Linked DNA regions of Homo sapiens: region 2 is linked to region 1. A link is an interaction called in ENCODE POLR2A ChIA-PET data of the cell type or tissue named here. Cell type or tissue: OCI-LY7. All regions are shown on one strand. Links, peaks and the distances in the headings refer to the core of each region. The heading gives the core; the rest is flanking DNA. Region 1 has its middle 98 kb from the start of LINC02424. Region 2 has its middle 43 kb from the start of LINC02424.

Region 1 (11,464 bases), core at 1,320-9,319:
GAACACCAAGCATTGAGGCAGGCACCAGAGGTCAAAGAACAACATAGGGTGGATTTTCCCTCAGAGCCTCAGAAGGAACTAACTCTAAAAACACCTTGATTTTAAACTTCTAGTCTCCAGAACAGAGAAAGAATCAGTTTCTGTTGTTTTAAGCTACCTAGTTTGTGGTAATTTGTTATGGCAGCCCTAGGAAACTAATGGAATGACAACTGGGGCGTTGTGTGAAAAACTAGTTTACTGAACGTACTCTGCATTCAGAGTTAACAATTAAGAAAAAAAATGGCTCCAAAATGCTTTTGAAGTATTTTCACATTTAAATTGAAGGATGTGAACCTGTTTGGCAAGTTTTCACTGAGGAGAAATAATGAAATTTGAATATTAAAATTTGTTCCCCTTTCAAAATATCAAGTAGGATGAGCTTCAGTTCTAAAAGTTACATTTCATGTTTGAAATACTAAGTTATATTCCATTGTTGAAGTTTAGGCAAAAATTATTTAGAGAAATTTAAGTTTCTTTTCAACTCCTTCTGGTGTAAACAATACATATGTTCATAGGTATATTTTGGTATGCATATAGATTCCAAACATTATATTTGTTTTATTTACTTGGCACTGTATTATTTACAAAAAGAATTTTGAAAGCTACATCTTTAGATTATACTATTTTAACAATATATTTATTAATATAATATGTTAAATATTTAAAATACTTGATACATATTTATGAGCATAAAATATGACCTACTAATGTTTCTTAATATAAAACTTAAATTTTCTGATAAAATGAATCAGAAAAATATTTCTTACATCTTCAACAGTAAGTCATGTTCCTGATTCTGTCTTCAGTCTTGAAAGAACTGACACATTAATTAGATGGCAAAAGTAAGGAGAGATCAGCTCTTTTATAGTTTGCTTTTTCTTTTCTTTTCTTTTTAACTTGGATTGGCAGTTCTTGCCAACCTCATCTCATTTAGTTTTACCTGCTTACTAAATTAGGGAGAGTGGGGGTAAGAGTGGTCCAGAAAGATAGTCTGCAATCAGTCAGCAAAAAGCACTACAAAAGTTTTCTTTCTATTCTTCTGGATGGAGGAGGAATTGTGACCTGAACCATTATATAAGGAAAAAAAGATACGCAAAAATTCCTGGAAATGGATTTGTTTGAATCTTGTCAACTCGAAGTAGTTTTCTGGAAGATACCCAGGCCTGTGATTGAGCCTCACCTCTGCTTGTGGTTACCAAGAAGGATTAGGCCAGGGTTTCTTAATCTTTTCTGTTCCATGTACTTCTTTGGCAGTTTAGGGAGGTCTTTGGATCCTGTTAATGAATTATGGCATTTTTTTTTCTCTTTGCTTGTTTTTAACATTTTATTTTGAAATAATTATAGGCTTACAAAAGTTGCAAAAACAATACATAGGGTGTGCCTGTCTATCACCCAGCTTCCCTCAGTGTTGTCATTTTATGTAACTATGACAATTAGCATTGATACAATACTGTTAACTAGATTATAGAACTTATTCAGTTGTCATCTTTTACATGTAATTATTTGGTTGTATGTGCATCTTTCAGTATTGGTGAGATTATTGACTTGGAATTTTCTGTCTCATTCTACATTTCTCGTATCAGATCTATATTTATCCTGTAGCTATGTCTTATGACCTATATTATCATAATATCTTCCTAATATCAGCTCTGTAGTTATTTCAGATCTGTAAACACTGATAAAAATTCATTGATGATAAAATGATGGTAGAAACTTAAAAAATGAAAGCACAGATCAAATATTCAGTGCATCTGTATTTTTGGAATGCTTGGTGTAGGTACAAAGAGCTTTTTGCTAGGAAAAGGAGATTCTCTGCCAAAGAAGGAAAATGCAGTTCTCATGGCAAAATGCATTAGAAATAACTTACCTCAAATAGAGGATAATACCATATTTATTGCAAGAATCTATCATTCTTTTCATGATACTTAGAAGTTTTGTTTGTTTGTTTGTTTGTTCGTTTGTTTGAGGCAGAGTCTCACTCTGTCGCCCAGGCTGGAGTGCAGTGGCGTGATCTCGGCTCACTGCAAGCTCCACCTTCTGAGTTCACGCCATTCTACTGCCTCAGCCTCCCAAGTAGCTGGGACTACAGGCGCCCACCACCACGCCCGGCTTATTTTTTGTATTTTTAGTAGAGACGGGGTTTCACCGCGTTAGCCAAGATGGTCTCGATCTCCTGACCTCATGATTCACCCGCCTCAGCCTCCCAAAGTGCTGGGATTACAGGCGTGAGCCACTGCGCCCGGCCTGATACTTAGAAGTTTTGAAGTAAAAGAATATTGTGATTGAAGACTTGAATTTCATTTCAAATTTTGGCTCTATGGCCTTAGGTAAATCACTTAACCTTTTGAAGTCTCAGTGCACAGGACTGTAAAAGAGGAAATCCGGTATTCTTCAGGGTATTTTCAAGTCTAAAACGCTATGAACACAAAATAATTTTTTCATAGTCTATGACAAGAGTCTTCATCAAAACTCTTAAAGAAGTAACTTTTTCTTTGAAGGATTCTCCAGTCCTTTTGTATAGTGCCACCTTAAATTAGCTCTCACTGGATTTCTAGTTGGTTCTGCATCCATTCTTTAAGTGGCCCACCATTTTATCCTATTATCTTGTTTGCCTATTTTTGAAGCATGATGTGCTTTTAACAAGTATTTCCCAAATATATTTGATTACAGAACCTCCCACCTACTTCTAACCAAAACTTCTAAGCAAGCCACCTTGGGGAACACTGTCCTCAGTCTTTATCCTCTAGCACCAGAACATTTTTATTTCATATCCCTATCCCACTCAGCCTCCATTTACAGAAGATATTTGATAAACCTATTTCTTTTAGTCTGATATGGGGAAAGGGTGCCAATGCTTCTGCTTACAGTTAACTTATTTGATTAAAAAATATATGCTCTCTAAAGAAAGTATAATAGAGCAACTTGTTTTTCATAATTGGTATTCTATGTAATGTGATCTGCAGGATTTTGATTAGATAAGTTCCAGCTTCCTTCACATCATGTAAGAGAGTCTGTTGGTAGATCATCTATGTTATCCTACCATTTTTATTTATCATATTGATATTTTTGCTATGTAGCTATCATCTTAGGAAACATTTTACTCTCATTTTTGACATTTAAAAAATCTGATTCCATTACATTTTGTTAACTAACAAAAATCTGTTCTTTTGTCTTTGTAGAACAAATTAGACATTTTTATAAGGGCAATTCTTATTCCCTTTCTTTGCTTTCCAATAGCTAGTTTTGTCACTTAACATTGGTGACATGCCTGACTTCGGCTTGAGCTGCTTCTTCCACATTTGGCCTAACACTTTTGAGTCTTCCATCCGGTAGATTTATCTGACATCTATCATAGTGGCCTCCTGACAGCACCTTTACAACACTATTACTGTAAAACTCAATTATATATACTTTATATCCTATCATTCTTACAACTATAACAATCTTCTAAAAATTTGACTTTCTAGCCTCAGCATAGACACTCTGGATCCTGATAGAAAACACTATAATTGTTGTGTCAACTAGAACATACATAAGATTGTCATCAACTCTGTAGCTATAAGACAACTCATATTGATCTGACACTTTATCTTTCCTCCATCATCTCCCTAGTTTCTCAAACCCTTCTGAGACCTACACGTGGTGACTAGCATTATTGCTTACAACCTCTTGGAGGCATAGAAAGATTAAGTGGCTCATGAATCACTCAGCAAACCTGGAACTCATTAATTCTCCTGTGTTCTAAACAAAAAGTCTTAACTGTGCTATCTTTATACTATCACACCTCATATGAGACAAGTCATGCTTCATGTATGAGAATAAATTTCAGGTCCTAAAACACTCATGCCTTCTCAAAGCTATATGCCCTACAATTACAACTCCAGCAAAGCAGTATCTTTAAGCCTCTGCTCAAAGTCTGCCAATGGGGCCACATCTATTTTTCAGATTATTACTTTAACTCCTTACATCATCTTCCTACCTCTACCTTAACTTATTTGTTGACTACTTTACCCTCACACAATCTACTGTCACTCCACTGGCTTCCTTGAGGTTCTTTAAACATGCCAGGCATAGTCCAAACTCAAGGCCATTGTACTGGCTGTTTTCTCTGCCTGGGTCTTTTTTTTTTTTTTTTTTCCAAGATTTTTGGTCTTCAGATATTCAAATGTCATCTTCTCAATGAAGCCAGTCTTGACTATTTCCTTTAAAATCATAACAACTGTTCCCCCACTTTAATTCTCTATGCCTTCCTTTTGTTCATAGCACATGTCATCTTTAATATGCTGTTATTTACTTGTTATGCTTGTTATGCATCATCTGTTTCCGTCAACTAGAAGGTAAGCTTCTCAATTGTAGGAATTGTCTGTTTTGTTTGTTGCTGTATCCACAGCACAATAAATATCAGTTGAATTAATGAATATACATTCTGCCAGTCTCTCTATAGGTTTGCAGACACCAACTATCCCTTCAAACTAGGCATTAGGATATTGTCTGTCTTTCCTAATGGAGAAGGTTAATAATCCTAGGGCTCCCTCAGAGGAAAAGGTGGCAGAACAATAGGCTCACTTTTGCACCTGGAGGGTAATCCAATTAAAAAACCCACCATATTCTAGAATAGAATATAGTTTAATAAAACATTTTGAAAATAAAAGCTTCCTGGTCAGCATTACTTTTATCAGCTGATATGTCTCTATAATGTAGCTCTTCTTTTCAGCTTTGAAATTGTAAAATACTCTTCCCTGGCTACAAGTCTGAGAAAAATAGTATCTAATTGCTATTTCTCTTTAGAGTGATCAAGCTACAGGGAAATTCACTTGTTAGCATTCTACTTTTACATTACTCTATAACTAGAAATATTTTTAATTTACAGGGCTATTTTACAAATGTCTTTCTCTCATTAGATATATTAATATATATGTATATTCATTTGGTATATGTGCGTGCGTGTCTGTGTGTTTTTGGTGAATTTGTGATTTAAAACTTTAGTGTTTGTTTCAGTGCCTGGGAGAATGTTTTAATTGTTTTCCTCCTAAAAGGATGCAAACTGTGTTCAGAGAGGTGGTGCCTCACTTATTCTACAAGATGCAGTGTTCAGGGTCTACTAACCATCATAGAATAGGATTTCTGATCAACCCGGAGAGTGATTACTTCACAACAGGTGGGATATATTTTAAGGCCTCTTTGCTTCTTTTTTGGAGTTGAAGAAGAGTGGGTAAAAAAAGATGGCCCCTTAGATGTTATCTGAACAAGCTCAATCTAAAAGATTTCTCCATTTTATCATTTTATTTCCTTAAAACATCGGCTGGACACAAAGGGAACTTCATTTGGTGCAAATTGCCTAGAGAAGATGTTAATTGAGGACAGTGGTATTGTGTAGCAGTTCACTGGCTCTATCAGAGGTTCAAATTTGTTGATTTACTTGGAAAATTAGAAATGGGAAGGTTGGTTTTTGGATAAGCACTTTTCAGGATTTGCGTTGAGCACTGAAAATGGAAGCAAGGAAGTCAAAGAATAAGTAGAGGACAAAAGATATAGACATATCTCAGGAAAACTATCTGGTTACAAGTGACTTGCTAATTTTCTGAGTACTATCTTTGTGTTCTTCCTGAAGTCTATTATCAAGTAAACAAAATGGGAACTGACTCATTCTGGTGTTTCATAAAGCTTAAGAACAAATCTCTCTCTTCCCTTCTCTCTCACTTCCTCCTGTTATAGACCACAGGCTTTTGGTCACACTCCTTCTCTTTCTCTTTTGTAAGCTAACAAGAAAATTGACTTTATTTCAAGATGTAGAGTCAAGTGGAGTAACAGCACTCTCTGAGATAAGCATTAGGTGTTCTTTCAGGCTGTTTCACAGTACATCTCATTTTCTTGAAAAGTCAGGTTAAATTAGCTAAATAACAATAAGGGGAATGCCCTCAGTTTGAAAGTCAATTGTAGTGATCCTGAAGCATTTTTACAAGGGTAATGAATTAGGAGAGATGTTGGATTTACTCCCTAAAACATCACATTGTTTTTACAAAATAGACTTTGTAAAAGTCTGGTGTGCTGGGCTAACAAATACGCCTTCTTGTGAGTTTCTATATGAGCAATATGAGATGACCATATTCAGGGGTTATGTGGAGGGAGGGAGTTAGAAAGGCTTGGGAGAGGGCAATCCTTTCCTATGGTGCCTGAAAATAAACACGATTCTTTGTTTTTGAGTAAGGACTGGCAGAGCTGTTTTGTGGAGTTCAGATAGTAGACTTTTTAGGCTTTACTGGTCTTATTGTTAGAGGTGGTGAGTATCCGAGCTACTAGCAGCGAATCCGTAGGGGTCTGCAGCAACCTCAATTCTTGTCTCCTCAGAAGAAAGAATTTGACTGTGGGGCATAAGGCAGAAAAAGAGATGGAGCCAAGTTTTAGAGTAGGAGTGAAAGTTTATTAAAAAGCTTTAGAGCAGGAATGAAAAGAAAAGTAGAGTACACCTGGAAGAGGGCCAAGAAGGCATCTTGGAGTACAAGTGTGGGGTTTGACCTTTGACTTGGGGTTTTATATGCTGGCATACTTCCAGAATCTCGCATCCCATTTCCCTTGATTATTCCCTTAGTGTGAGCTGCTCGCATGTGTGGTGGCCAGCTAGCACTTGGGAAGTGAGCATGTGCAGTGTGTTTACTGGAGTTGTATGGATGCTCACCTGAGCCATTCTCCCCTTTTCCAGTGGAATGCCCCCAGAAGCTCATATACCAGTTAAACTTTGCCATTTTGCTTCTTAATGGCATGCTCGAGCCCACTTGCCCAATTCCTGAGATCTTACTGGTGAGAGAAAGGACTAGCTGGATTTCCTAGGCCAACTAAGAATCCCTAAGCCTAGCTGGGAAGGTGACCACATCCACCTTTAAACATGGGGCTTGCAACTTAGCTCACACCCGACCAATCAGGTAGGAAAGAGAGCTCACTAAAATGCTAATTAGGCAAAAACTGGAGGTAAAGGAATAGCCAATCACCTGTTGCCTGAGAGCACAGCGGGAGGGACAATTATCAGGATATAAACCCAAGCATTCGAGCTGGCAACGGTAACCCCCTTTGGGTCCCCTCCCTTTGTATGGGAGCTCTATCTTCACTCTATTAAATCTTGCAACTGTACTCTTCTGGTCCGTGTTTGTTACGCTTGAGCTGAGCTTTCGCTCGCCATCCACCACTGCGTCGCAGACTTCCATCACTCCAGATCTGGAAGGGTGTCCACTGTGCTCTTGATCCAGCAAGGCGCCCATTGCCGCTCCAGATGGGGCTAAAGGCTTGCCATTGTTCCTGCATGACTAAGCGCCCAGGTTCGTCCTAATCGAGCTGAACACTAGTCACTGGGTTCCACAGTTCTCTTCCGTGACCCACGGCTTCTAATAGAGCTATAACACTCACCACATGGCCCAAGATTCCATTCCTTGGAATCCGTGAGGCCAAGAACCCCCAGGTCACAGAACATGAGGCTTGCCACCATCTTGGAAGCAGCCCGCCACCATCTTGGGAACTCTGTGAGAAAGGACCCTGTGGTAACACTGGGAAAGCTGTTGATCACCAGTTTCAGGTGTTTTGATCCATTGGGAAACTGCCATTCCCTGATGGTGGCTGTGACCAAATTTATTTGAAATATCAATCAGAAAAAAGAAACAAAAATTAATATAGTACTAGATTAATATAAATAGAGAGTTTATTTGGGCCAAGTTTGAGGACTGCAACCCGTGAGACATAGATTCAAGTTGCCCTGGATATATATGCTCCATAGTAGCAGTTACAAGTGGCTTTATAGGGGAAAAAGTTTTTAAGTTGATGTAAGCTATTGACTATTGTATTAGCTTGTGAACCCAAAAGTATCTGAGACAGGTCTCAATCAATTTTGAAAGTTTATTTTTCCAAGGTTAAGAATGCACCCATAACACAGCCTCAGGAGGACCTAATGTCATATGCCCAAGTTGGTCAGGGTACAGCTTGCCTTTTTTGTTGTTGTTGTTTGAGATGGAGTCTCACTCTGTCACCCAGGCTGGAGTGCAGTAGTGCGATCTCAGCTCACTGCAACCTCCGTCTCCCCGGTTCAAGTGATTCTCCTCCCTCAGCTTCCCAAGTAGCTGGGACTACAGACATGCACCACCACGCCTGGCTAATTTTTGTATTTTTAGTAGAGATGGGGTTTCACCATATTGACCAGGATGGTCTTGATCTCTTGACCTCGCAATCTGCTCTCCTCGGCCTCCCAAAGTGCTGGGATTACAGGTGTGAGCCACTGCACCCGGCAAGCTTGCTTTTATACTTTTTAGGGAGACAGAATACATCAATACCTGTAAGATGTACATTGGTTACATATGGAAAGCAAGACAACTTGAAGTGAAGGGGCTTCCTGTTCATAGGTAGATTTCAAATATTTTCTCATTGACAATTGGTTGAAAAAGTTAAGTTATTATTTGAAGACCTGGAGACAGTAGAAAGGAATGTCTGGGTTATGATGATAATGGGTTGTTGGAGTTTTATCACGCAGATGAAGCCTCCAGGTAGCAGGCTTCAGAGATAATCAATTGTACATATTTCTTATCAGACTTAAGTTCTGTGTTGATGTTAATGCTGGTTGGCTTTTCCTGGATTTCAAAAAGAAGGACAGTATAATGAGGCAAATGCAGCAATAGGTTTGGACAAAGGGGATATGATTTAATGGTAATAAATGGGGAAATCTTAGGAAGCCCCATTTGTTTTGATTATTCTGTTTCCCTATATCTTCAGAGATGAGGATGCTCCTTTCCTACAGATGTAGAACAGGTACCTCTAAGGGTCTTACTGTTTCAAGTGAAGGTCAGAAAATCCTTCCTAGATTTTATGACCTGCTTCAGGGGAGAAGGACAAGGGAAGGAGAGAGTAATCTTTTTGCTTCTGCTATTTTCTCAAATGTCACAGTGCCATAGTTTGAGGTAGTGCATCCTGAAACTCATCACTTTCAATAGAACATTTGATGGTCACTGGATTTTTTGTTTCATATCATTCTCATATGTCATGAAAAACTCTTCATTTTAAAAAAATTATTCAAAAATGCACAAACTATTCTTAGCTTTTGGACTCTATAAAACCCAAAATTTAGACAACAGACCATAGTTTGCTGACCCTTGTTTTAAACCTACAAACTGATATATGCCAAGGCTAGTGAATTTTATCAACGCACTTTTACACCTGGTCTAAAGTGGACTTTTTTGGGTTTTAGAAACGTCAAATTTATTAAAATATTTGATTTATACTATGTGTAATAGTCACTGTGGCTAGACTATAAGTAAATGTGATCCTAGTCCCAAAGGATTTATCAGTCTCTAGTAGGAGACAGATACCTAAACAATTAAATATAATTCTCCACTGAAACAAAAGTTAAGTATAAAGTATATGTAGAAACTTAGATTCAAGAGTGATTAATTTTAACTGAGAAGAATGGAGGACTCTGGAGACACTTCACAGAGTTAATGAGATTGAGCAAGACCTTGCAGGACTGGCAAATGAATGAATGATTTCTACCCACTAGACTGATTTGTTTATAGCTGTAGCCTCTAATATTCCATAGTTAAGGCAGCATTTGGAGCTTTAATATTAGTTTCAATTTATCTGCAACAATTGGATTGTTTTTCTTGGTGTGCATTTTATAGAATAAGCTATATTTTCCTGCTCATACAGGATACAACACCAAAACCTTCCTGAAACCAGATAAAATGTTAACTCTCCTTGACAGAAATCAATTAGAACATCAAATGGGTAATTGTTTATATTCTGAAAAGCAGCGTAAACTATAATGGAAAGAATAAAAAAAGCTAAAAATAAAATTGCAGAGGCAGTTTCTTCATTCAGTCATTTATTCAGTCAAATACTTATCGTGATAAATGCCTAATAGGTGCCAGTGACGATTATGAATGATGGAGATATAGTAGTAAATAGAAAAATTTCATGAGTATGTTCTAGGATAAGACCAATAATAACATCAAAATACTAAGAAAGAATAAAAGGTGCTCTGAGAATTAAAAAATAATAACCATGGAAACGGGGTAGAGATGAGCTGGAAGCAGAACATCTTTGATAAGAGAGCCAGAGAAGGCTTTCTTGAGATGATATTTTATCTGAGATTTCAATGGATTTAAGAACTCAGCTATGAGCAAACTTGGGGCCAGAGAATTCTGAGCCAAAGTAACATTAGATTCAAGGGAAGGTGCTTGGTAGTATCTTCCACAAACAGGAAGAGGGACCTGCTTAGAGAAATACATTTACTGAAAGATGGTTATAACCTGAAGTGGAAGATAATATTAATCTTTAATGGTATATTAAGTAGTTTTGATGTTATTTTCATTGCATTGGGAAGCTATTGAAGTGTTTCATGCAGTAAAGTGATATCTGATTTATAATTTTTAAAATCTGCTGTTGTGTAGAAAATGAAATGTAGTGGAACAAAAGCAAAAGTCTCTTGCAGGTGACAATTACTTCCCATTACAGTGAAAATGCCTTATACCAATTGTCTGCAGTAAGAATGGTCATAATTTTTATGCTTGTAAATCATTCTAAATGTTTTCTTGAATTTTTGAATAGACAGAATTGGCTAGCTTACAAATAAATGTGCTTATTGGCAAATGGACCAATTTGTACATATGGGCCATTAACATTTATAAGAATATGGGCCTACATCTATCATAACTAAAACCTCACCGAAATGTATATTGAAGTCTATTACCAAGATTCTAGTCAGTGTCTGATTTTAAGATATTTGTTGTATATCTTCTTTAATAAGCAATTTTGCTAAAGAGCGATATATTCCTACCCTTAAGAGTGTGGTCTACCTTTTTTAAAAAAACCATCTTAAATTTTCACAAATTTTGTGAAATCTTTCTGAATCTTCTGCTTTTGTCCATGTTGCTGGCAAATGCCCTGATTCTTTTCTTAATGAATGAAACATTTAGCTGGCCAGCTGGTCCATTTCCAGTAGCATCTTTTGCTATGATGAGTGTCATTTCCATGCTCTCTCACCACAATTAAAGTTGTTTTGACAGTCCTCTTTAGCCATGTTCAGGTTTTTTCATAAGCCCTGCTCTTACAATCTCTACTAGCTTTTAAGTGTGTCGTGTGGTTAGTAAATGTTTGGATCAATGATTCCAGAAGTTATAATAGCTAGTATGTGTGGTGTGCTTATTAAAAGTCTAACAACCTATTGAGGGAATTACTCTTATTTTCCATCCTTATAGATGAGGAAACTGAGGCTCAGAAATATAACTTTCCCAAAGTCTCACAACTAGTAAACTGATGGAACAGATATCCACCCCTCTCTACCTCTTTGGCCACATCTTCAGTTATATTCCCTTTAGACTTGAGGCTTCCTCAGAGCTGGGCCATGCAAAGTTCCCTGAACACACCTCTGGTTCATACTTTTGTGCCTTAGAAC
Region 2 (11,464 bases), core at 1,221-9,220, 56 kb before region 1:
TTTAAATTGCTTGTTTCAGCTGAGTGCTGTTATTTTTTGACAGCATTCAAGAGAATTAAAGAAATGACTTTTCTTCCTTTCATTGCTACTCATCTATGTTCTCAGATTGTTTATTAGTATCTCTATTTCTTTTTAATGTTATCTCCATGGGAGAAAATCCTATTTCAGCCTAGAGATTTTATTCTGTAATTACATCACAAAGGATCACTTTATAAGGAAGGCATTGACTTTGAATTTCTGTCAGCTTCAATTTAAGCAGATGGAAAACTATGGATTATATACCACAAACAACCACCTTTTTAAAGCTTAGCAACCAAGAATATTTTAACTCTCCAAGTCAGCTTACAAGTCTAGGACCTGCTCATTATCCCTGTGCCTGAATAGTTCAACAGATAAACATTTTGTTCATAAAACAAAATGGTATTATATTTCAGACAGGAGAGAGAACAGATGTGTCTCTCACAATGAGATTTTGTTGTTTCAATACATCAGACTTTTCTTTTCCTCTCTCTTCTCTCAACTATTCTAGAAAGGTTGGGTGCAATTGTTATGTGGGCTAAACTTTAAGAAATCTATAATAATCAGACCTTTACATTGCCTCTTCTGTTTAACAGAAATCTGCCAGAGAATGTGCTGTGGGAGTGGAGAAAGAATGCTAGCTGTTAAAAACCATGTCGGCTCATCACAGAAATGTGATTTCCATTCTTACTGTCACACCAGTAGTAAAAACTTAGGAAATGAGCCTTTTCATCTCTGGTTACCCACTTCTGCTGCTAAAGCCAAAAGAGACCCCATTGGTAGGCAAGCCATTGAAGTCCACAGTGCACTGTAGAAGTACAGATCTGCACTCCTGCAAAGATATAGTTACTGGATGTGCAAGTTGCTATGTATACAGAAAGCTAATCCCCAGATTGTTTGTCTTTAAAAAAACAGAAATCCCATATCAAGGCAATACACTTATACTTATGCATTTTCTAAGCCACTTAACACATCTTAGAATACATACATGAGAGTTCATGGACCAAGACAGCTGACTGGAGGAAATTTGTTATATTTATGAAAGGCTGAAAATAATTGAGATTTTGCCATGTTTTCAATCATAAAATGGTCAAAGACATCATGACCCTAACTCCCCATTTGCTAAGCCAGAAACCTGGGGAACATCCTTTCCCTCTTATCCCACATCAAATCATATGTGAAGACCTACTGAATCTGTTTTCTAAAACTCACCTGAATCCATCCACTTCTCTTCATCTATACTGCTATCACTTTATCTAGTTTCCATCATCTCTCAGCCCACAGTCTTCTTCATGCACTTGGGAGTTTGTTAGAAATGTGGTATCTCAGGGCTCACCCAACCCTACTTATCTACATTTTGACAAGATCCTCATATGATTTATATGCATGCCACATTTTAAGAAACACTGGCATATCTCCCTGTCTCTACTTTATTCACTTCCATTCCATTCTGAACACTGAAGTCAGGGCAATCTTTATAGAATTCAAATTTGATTGTGTCTATCTTGCTTAAAACTCCTCACCTTCATGTCTTTTGGCTCAAGTAAGTAAAAAGCCTTCAAATTAAGTTGCAATGCCCTTCAAGACCTGGTTCCTCCAGCTTTATTTCATAAAACTTTTCCTTCCCACACTATGCTATAGCCATCTTTGTTCCAAATACGACATTCTGTTTCTCAAATGGGGTCTTTGTGCTCTCTGTTCCCTGGTTTAGGATATTCTTTCTCCCACTCTGTTCAACCTCAGTCCTTTAGGCTTCAACGTAAAAGCTGAGTTTTTAGAAATCCTACTCTCTTACTATCTAGATCTCATGGTATCTTTTCTTGCCTTATAAAAAATATCCAATGTTGTATTAACTTGTTCAATGCATGCACTACTCAATAAACTATAATTTCTATAAGGAGAGATATCATGTTTGTCTTGTGCAGAGCAATATCCCAAGCACTTGTGACAGCAACTGGCATGTGGCACTTATGACAGAGTGACCAAATGAAATAACTTCTCATAAAGATAAATGGACAGTTTCCCACATCTTTAAGAATAACAGTCTTCTAAAACTATGACGCACTGTCACAGGGAAGATGAATCAGACTTATTCTGATGGGTTCCAGAGGACAGGAAGATATACGCAAGGCCCATGAATGACTGCACTTATCTCAACATGTTGGCACTAAAATATCTGTTGAATAAATGAATCAGAACAAGTAAATAAAAGATTTAGGAATAGATAAATTATTAATGATACAACTTAGTACCATTTACAAGGTACTAACAATAGAATGGATTGTTTTGTGAGCTCAGATTGCATAACCGTTTAAAGGTTGAATAGGAAATAAAAAATACCTTAAGAAAGTGATTGAAATAGATGATCCCTCAGGTTCTTTACATCTCTAGGAGTCCACTATTCTATCAGTTCCTCTGTGAGGGAAAATAGTGCTAGTCATAACTGCTAGACTTAGTTTACAGAAAAAAAAATGTTGCTCATTCTTGTTAATGGTTGTATCACTACATTTATGTACAGACTTGTAGTAGTTTTCATATTTGGCATGATCAAAAGGACACTGACACCAAATACGTCCCCATTTGGTTGTCACTAGTCCTTGAACTCCATTATTAGAGAGTCTTTACTTTGAAACTGTTCCTTCTCCAGACACTGATGACACTGATGTTGCAAAAAAAAGATGCCACAGAAGTGGCAACATATTTCACTATTATCCATAATCTCCATCTTTATTTGGGGTCCTTTATGAGAACCCATTCTTAGAGTTGAGAATAAACAGTGGAGGAAAGAGGGATGCAATGGTAGCTTTTGGAAGGTAAGATGGCTCTGGATGCAAGCTCAGCTCAAATATTTCTCCATCAGAGACATTTTTTTGGATATCTCAATCTAAATGATATATCCATGTTATTTTCTTCTTTATCAACTTTCATTCATTCAAAATATATTTGAGTGATTACTGTCTGCTAAGTGCTGTTCTAGGTAATTAAGATGCATCAGTGAACCAAAAAAGACGAAAGTACTTCTTACTGTCAACCTTGCATTTTAAAAAATGTGGTCTAAGGATCAAAATGTCAGCATCACCTGGAAGCCTGAGAGAAATGCAGAATGAAAGGCGTCACCTAGACCTACTTAATCATGTACAGCCTTTTAACAAAATCTTCAGGTTATGTATGCACGTTTAAGTTTGGGAAACACCATTCTATTGTGCCTGCTCTTTTATTTCATATGTTTTCACTTTTTTTTTGAGACAGAGTTTCACTCATGTTGCCCAGGCCAGAGTGCAATGACGCGATCTGGGCTCACCACAACCTCCACCTCCCAGGTTCAAGCGATTCTCCTGCCTCAGCCTCCTTAGTAGCTGGGATTACAGGCATGTGCCACCACACCTGGCTAATTTTGTATTTTTAGTAGAGACAGGGTTGCTCCACGTTGGTCAGGCTGGTCTGGAACTCCCGCCCTCAGGTGATCTGCCCACCTGGGCCTCCCAAAGTGCTGGGATTACAGGCATGAGCCACCGCACCCGGCCACGTTTTCACATTTTTAAATGATACATGTTTATTTGCTTAAAATCTATTTGCCCTACTAGACTATAAACTATGTGAGGTCAGAGGTTAATAGGCAAAGGTAGACGGGATGGATAAATGTAAATAACAAACTTCATCTGCTCTTCAACTCTGCCAAGGTACCACCTTCTGCTGACTTCTCTTTTCAGCCCCACCAGCTGATGCACCTACTGTACAATAGGTAGGGAAACTGAAATGTAGGAAGAAGAATTAACTAACATCTGTGAATTCTTTTTTACCTTCTGTCTCAACTTCTTCATCTCCTCCATTTTTTAAAAGTTGCATAAAATATACTAGCATAAGAATATCTGGAATAAAATATGATAGCATTAATTCCTGAAGATAAAAAAGTTTGTGATGTATGGAACATGAGAAATTAAACAAGTATCCTTACCTCTACTTTCATCCCAGCCATCCTCATTTAAGATTTCTTTTTCCAATTTTATAACAGGACTTGGTTCTCTTTGACAGGAATAATGGGCTTTGGTGGATGACAGGATTGCTCTCACATCAAACTTTTTGTAACATATACTCTGTAACAAGGGTTGGCAAACTACACCCCGTGGGCCAAATCTGACTGACCATTCTGAATCCTTTTTTTGACCCATGAAAGGAGACTTTTTTTTGTACCATGAAAGGAGATTTAAAAAAAAATACTTTTAAACAGTTAAAAAGAATATTTCATAACATATGAAAATTATATGAAATTCTAATTTGTGTCCATAAAGTTTTATTGGAACACAGCCTGCTCATTAGTTTACGTATTGTTTATGCCTACTTCCATGCTATAGTGGCAGAGCTGAATAATTAAAATAGGGAATGTATAGTCACATCAAAATCTAAAATATTACTATCTGGGCCTTCACAAGAAAAGCTTGCCACCCCCTGCTCTATAGTAGCATTATCCCATAGAACTAAAATGTGAGTCACATATGCAGTTTTAAATTTTTGATAGCCACTTTAAAAAGTTAAAAATAAAAGGTGAAGTTAATTTTTAAAATGTTTTATTGATCCTAATATATTCAAATATTATTTTAATGTGTAATCAATATAAAAATTGAGATGTTTTACTTTTATTTGTATTAAATGCTTTTCAAATCCAATGTGCATTTTACACTTCAGTGTACCTCCACTAGAATTAGTCACTTTTCACGTGCTAATATCCACATATGGCTAGTGTTACCGTATTAGTGTAGTTTTAGAGTATATAGTTAAAAGTTGAATAATTTGTCTTAATTGTAGACATAGAAGTAAAAGTTATTATAAGATTAAAATGAAATATCAGTGATGGGAGTATGGCAGAAGGAAATTATGCCTCGTAGCTTAAAGTATCCTTTCTTTGATATATCAAGAAAACAAGGCCTGTAGTCCCAGCTACTTGGGAGGCTGAGGCAAAAGAACCACTAGGACATGGGAGGCAGAGGTTGCAGTGAGCTGAGATCATGCCATTGCACTGCAGCCTGGGTGACAGAGCGAGACTCCATCCCACACACACACACACACACACACACACACACACACACAAACACACAAAAGTCATGGGTACATGAAAAATAGTACATAAAAGAAGAGTATCCAGACTTCTTGGTTCTCAGGTTTGCATTACAGTAAAAAGTTTGTTTCCAAGGTTTCTGGAGACAGAAGGAACACCTTAATAGGTTAGAATTTATTTGGGAACAAGAGATGGACTTTATTTGTGGATTAGATTTTTTTGAATGCACTACAGAACTAAATGGCAAAAACAAACAAAAAAAAAAAAACAAAAACAAACTAGAGAAACCCATCTAAAAGATCTAATTGTAGCCTACTACTTGGGGTGAATAGTGGGTGGTCTTTTCAGAACAGATCACTGAAAAGACCACCCACTATTTAAAACAAACAAACAAACAAAAGCTTTCTTTGAATTGGGTCCCCTGAAAATAGGACACTAAAAGATAATATAAATATAGGCCACCCTTTTGAAAGGGATATATTTTTTATAACCTCATATAAGGCACTATGGCTTGCTTTCAATATATGGAGTGTCTATCCTACTTAGCATGCATAATAGCATTCCACAGCTTTCTGAGTTACTAAAGGAAGGTCTCATCTTCAGCTCTTGCCTTCACTTACCATCTGTTCTTTTTCAAAACCACAGTGCCTCAGCTATGCTGTGGAAATTGAGAAAGTTAATGACTTCTAGCTCTGTCTTCTATTTTGTGGCACTAGGTAGCTCCAATTATCTTTCACTATCTCAATTTCTCCACCTGTTAAGTGGGGATAACGATGAGCAAATAATGTGCACAACGTCAGCAGGGTTTAGAAGTGTTCTGTTTTGTCTTTTTATTTAGATGGAAAGAACACGGTGTTGTTTTAGTGCTGTAGAAAAAACACATAAAATGTCCTTTGCTATTTAGCCACTCATATGCTTTTCTTGTTCTAAAAGATCCAACTTTCCTTAATTAAGTTTGGCAACAAATGGGCATCTCCTTCAGGTAAAACCTGCTTCATAACAAAAATAAAAGGATTTGACAAGCCACTGGGACAGTTTCCAGTACAGTCCTGGGCATTAGAGGATAATTCAATGAAAGAGATATAAGGTCTGAGAACACAAAGGATGACTCTTAATTTTATGCAGCAACAAAGCATGTTTACAGCAGACAAAATGGGGCATCGAACGGAAGATTTTTATAAAGCAAATGTACTCACACCTGAAGAAAATTCTGTTTTTGTTTGCTTGCTTGATGTGGCTCTATCTTGTGCTGACAAAACACATTCTTTGGTGTATTATTCTTTGTGATTCTTCTCTCTTATATCCCTGAGCCCTGTAATGGTGTATTATCTCTATAGAGAGCAGGGTGTGCTTTATGATGGATGAGAGATCCCATAGTGAGGGAGATCCATCATCTGTTACAGCTGAGTTAACTGAGTGACTCAGCCTGTGGTCAGTTGTCTGGAAGGACACTTTAAAAAAGGATCTGGATATGGTATGAGATGCACTTGATTTCTGGAATGTGGCTGACACTGCCACAAGAACCTTAATAAAACCACAAACCTAATGGCCAACTAAAACGAGAAAGAAAAACATAGGGAGGAGACCTGTGATAATTTGGACATTTGGCTGATTTCAGTGAAAGAATAAAATATGACCCCTAAGAGTGTCCATTTCTCCTAATCAGCCTGCAGAGCTGCTGAATATGTCTTAAAGAGGCCCATTTGGAAACCTCTGAGTTTCCAAATAATCAATGAATTAGTCTTCATTGATCTGCACTGTTAAGAACTACAAAAGGTTTTTTTTTTTTTTTTGGTGTGTAAAATTAAAATTTAGTGCATTAGAATGCAACACAACATTACTTAAAAGAAATATCTTGAGCTTAGAAAAAGGATCCCAGTTGAGGTGGCTTTACTCTCTCTGGCTGGGTAGCCTTAAAAAGTTCATTTACGCAATCTGAGCCTCCCTTTCCTCAACTCTTATGTGCATGTTTTCACGATGATGTGTTCCAATACTGTACTGTCCACTATGAGAGCCGCTAGGCACATGTGGGTATTGTGTTCTTGAAATGCAGCTATTGCAACTGAGGGACTTTTTATTCTTATTTCATTTTAAGTCATTAAAGTCAAACTTAACCAAGGCAGTATAAATTTGTTTTAATACTGATTATTTATTATAAAATTAGTTAAATAATATATCAAAATTTATTTATGTTGTTTCTTTTTTACCTTTTTAGCATACCTACTAGAAAATTTAAAATTGCATCCAGGCTCAGTGGCTCCCAATACTGTGGGAGGCTGAGGCGAGCAGATCCCTTGAGTCCAGGAGTTTGAGACTAGCCTGGCCAACATGGCAAAACTCCATCTCTACTAAAAAAAAAAAAAAAAAAAAAAAAAATGCAAAAAAATTAGCCAAGTGTGGTGGCATGTGCTTGTAGTCTCAGCTGTTTGGGAAGCTTAGGTGGGAGAATAGCTTGAACCCAGGAAGCAGAGGTTGCTGTGAACCAAGATCACACCACGGCACTCCAGCCTGGGCAACAGAGTGAGATCGTGTCTCAAAAAAGAAAAAAACAAAACAGAAAATTGTATTGTATAGTAACTCTTGTTATATTTTGGGGGGGACAGTGCTATTCTAGAAAAATGATTTCAATTAACTATCATTCTACTTCCATAGCTATGTATTATTGAAAATAATATTGTCATATTAAAATACTTCCATGACTATGAAAGTTCAACCAAAATATTAATGAGCTATATTTGTCCCTTTTTCTATAGATAAAATTATTTTTTCTTTTTCTATTTTAAACATTAAAGCAATTTTTATAAGGGGGAGCCTATATCCTAGATGAATAGGGATAAAAATATTTCTTTCTTTAGGAATATAAGCTCTTCACATTTACCGTTAATCAATGTCTGCTTTGCAACTCCAGGTAACACCTCTTATCTAAGATTTAACCTTTTTTCTTTTCTTTTCTTTTCTTTTTTTTTTTTTTGAGATGGAGTCTCATTCTGTTGCTCAGGCTGGAGTGCAGTGGCATGATCTCGGCTCACTGCAACCTCCACCTCCCAGGTTCAAGCGATTCTCCTGCCTCAGCCTCCAAAGTAGCTGGGATTACAGGTGCCGGCCACCATGCCCGGCTAATTTTTGTGTTTTTAGTAGAGACAAGGTTTCACCATGTTGGCCAGGCTGGTGTCAAACTCCTGATCTCAGGTGATTAACCCATCCCAGCCTCACAGCTGGGATTACAGGTGTGAGGATCCACGTCTGGCCTTTTTATCCTTTTAATAACATGCCTCAGACGTGTCTTCTGGAGATTAAAAGCTAGCTTTAAGAAAGTTGCTACGTTTAGTAGCTCTCTCTGAGTTGAAGGACAATAGAGATAAGTTTTTGCCCATTCTGTTTAATTTGAGGAGAGTAAATTTTTAGATTTCAAAAGATACAAAATATTTGCTTTTTCTCCATCAGCAGGGAAGATCTTGGAGCTGCTAGATCTTTAAGAGCAAAGTCTCAACCTTTCCTGCACAGCCCCTGACATTTAAAGGCCAGGGCAATCAAGCCTATCTCAGAGGTGAAAACTGCCAGTTCAAGATGTCATCAGCCAGCCTTTCCCAAGGTGCCATATTCATGGCTAGGGATTGAGATCAGCATGTCATAAAGCCCTAAACACAGCACAGAAGAAACACATTTAGACACATGGTTACACATGGATTATATATTCCCTGAATAAGATTGATTCTTAGGCTAAGATCAGGCTTATTTATCCAATGATAACACCTATCAATTCAAATATTATTGAAAATAATATAGTCCTATTAAAATACTCTCTTGACTACATATTAGTTTGTCTTAGGAAAACATCTTTACTCCAAATATCTTATAATCATCCAAATAGGATGTTTTGTCACCTTCAGTTCAGAGTAGTGTACTATATTTTTTAGGGTTGAGACAATTTTCTTATTTTCTTTAGTATCTTCCCCATGCTTACAAAAGTGGGGAGTTTTCAGTTTCTGAGGCTGTCCCTGAATGGCATCTAATCAGCATCATTAAAGTTTTGTGCTTTGTCTTTTATCTGGTTTTTCAGTGAAAGGAGCCTAGCTTCTTTGTCCTGCACATTTCTCATTTCTTATTGTAATTTCTTATCATTGTAATTCCAACTAATTTTCTCAAGAATCAAGAAATTTTCCTTCACCCTAGCTGCCTTTGAAGAACTTCCAAAGACTAGTCACTCAATATTGAAACGGCATTGATATACCTGACCTCTTTTATATCATTCATTCATGTGTATTTTATTTTTCTGGAAAGAGAAAAGGTAGGATAGGGTTCATTGAACTGAGAGTGTTTCTGAAAGTCTTTTTTTTTTTTCTCCCTTTCTTAGAGCGATAATCACTGATAGTATCTTTTTCTAGAATAAGATGTTTGTATATTCTTGGCATTAGGAAGTCATTAGGAACTCTCCTCCATTTGCTGTCCTTGTTGATGACTTGAATTTAAGATGAGTACTGACAATCTCTAAGAGAGGAAATCATTTCTCACAAGTAAGTTGAAATGACAGACCTTGCAAATAAAGATTTTGTGTTGATACAGATATGAAAACAAAGCATGTCCTCAAACATTAGAACAGTCGATTCCTAGTGTAGCAGGGCATTTATCACAGTGTTCTTGGAGACTAATCATCTGCCATCTACAGAGAGAATATGAATATTGTTGGTGGCACAGATCATCTTTTTAAACACAGCATACAATTAAGGCCTCCACAGTGTAGCTCAATTAGAGAAAATATCTTCGTATTTTTATTTTCTCAAGCTGGTCCAATTGGCTGTTTTATTGCCTGAGATTTTGGGGAAATTATTGAGCTGGAAAATCTATCTGTGTTTTAATGTAAAAGAAGAATTCTCTAATTGTAAATCATACAAAAAAGTGTATTCTAGAGTATATCTTGTAACATTTTACAGGGAATGTGATAAAACAGAACTTGTCAGTTCCTTTCTGAGGGAACCAGGCTGCCTTCTGTGTGCTCTCTCTCTCTCACTTTCTCTTTCAGTATTACTGATACCAAAATCATTTCTTATTGACACTGCATATTTGTGCATATGTAAGGGTTTAAGAATTTAGCACCATTGACGACATGACACCTCAATGCCTCCTTTTAGCTTAAATATGTTATGTGGCAGGAACAGAATTCTCTTAAATCACCATAAAAGGCCGTTGGTAACTACTAGAAATGAGTGGAAATACTGAGCTGTTTACACAGTAAAATCACTCCTCAGTACCAGCACTTAAAGAACAAAATGAAAAGTGAAGTGGGAAAATGTGGGCTTTGAACCAAACAACATTTTTCCTGTGTTTTATTTTTTCATTGGAGTAAGGAATGGTGCTTTTTGTTGTTAGAAAAAAATAAATAAACGTACGTGCTTCTTATAGAAAGGCAAATAATTAAACATGGTTTACTCATTGTGTTCTTTACTCTTGGCTCTCCATATGAAAACATTCTAAAATGAGAAATCTCATGTTATTATAAAGACATGGGTTACGCTGGGGTGTGATTATTTTATTTAACAGATTTAAGATAATTTTTAAGGCAAAACTATTTCTATGTCCTGTTACCTGACCACAGTAACAGTGATGTGTTCATCTGTTTACAGTTAATTCCTCATGATAAATGATCCTGTTGAACAAATTCTTTTAGAGGTTCTGATGGTAAATAATGGCCAAACATTCTCTCTAAACAAAGCATCAACCGTTTTCAAGGTATATTGAACAGATATATTAGACAGGATAGGCCAAGTAATTCTGTGGTAACAAACAACCACAAAATTTTAGTAGCTTACAAAAATAAAAGGATTTATTTCTTTTTCATGCTACATGCCTGTTGTGGGGCAGCTGTGGCTCTATTCTACATTGTCTTTATTCTAGAATCTATGATCCATTAGCTGCTCACTGTTTGATAAGTGAGTTAACGAAAGCAGGAGAGAGCATGCAAACCATGCTCTCACTCCTACAGCTGGGCCGCAAAAGTGATAACATTTGCTCCTTTTTCACTGACCCAAACAGGTCACATGGCCAAATTTGTGAAACAGCATGGTGATGCATCAACTTTTCACAGGGAAGGGGAGGGACCAGATGTATGTGAAGAGTAATACAATCAGCCTCATTGATTACATATCCCCTTTAGGATGGAGTTTGGAACTTTAAAAATAGCTGATGACTTTATCAATTTACAAACTAATTTTTTTTTTACAACTTTTCATCTTGAAAACCTAATTGTATCAATTACACGTGCCAAAAAAAGTGCATGTTTATGTTTCTAAAACTTAAAACAACTATGTAATATCTATACGCTTGGAGTTGGAAAAAAACAGCTGCAGTTTGAAGGGAGGGGCAGAAACTGCCCTTCCATTAGGATTCAAATTAGAA

What was found. Peaks named below come from ENCODE experiments on the same cell type or tissue, not always from the same donor. Only the 100,000 strongest peaks of a DNase experiment are listed, where the experiment ranks them.
Region 2: POLR2A ChIA-PET joins it to region 1 with 10 read pairs; 2 of 35 experiments call an interaction of 5 or more read pairs at or near these places.

Annotation. Positions count from the first base shown.
Region 1 is chr12:78,452,440-78,463,903 of GRCh38, forward strand. No RefSeq gene overlaps it. Among named protein-coding and RNA genes, the nearest start is that of LINC02424, 98 kb to the left of the region's middle. RefSeq lists a silencer at 5,737-5,786. In OCI-LY7, for the core only: no CTCF peak of the experiment used is centred there; a DNase peak (open chromatin) is centred at 5,712; H3K4me3 peaks cover 673 bases; H3K27ac peaks cover 776 bases.
Region 2 is chr12:78,396,849-78,408,312 of GRCh38, forward strand. No RefSeq gene overlaps it. Among named protein-coding and RNA genes, the nearest start is that of LINC02424, 43 kb to the left of the region's middle. In OCI-LY7, for the core only: no CTCF peak of the experiment used is centred there; no DNase peak of the experiment used is centred there.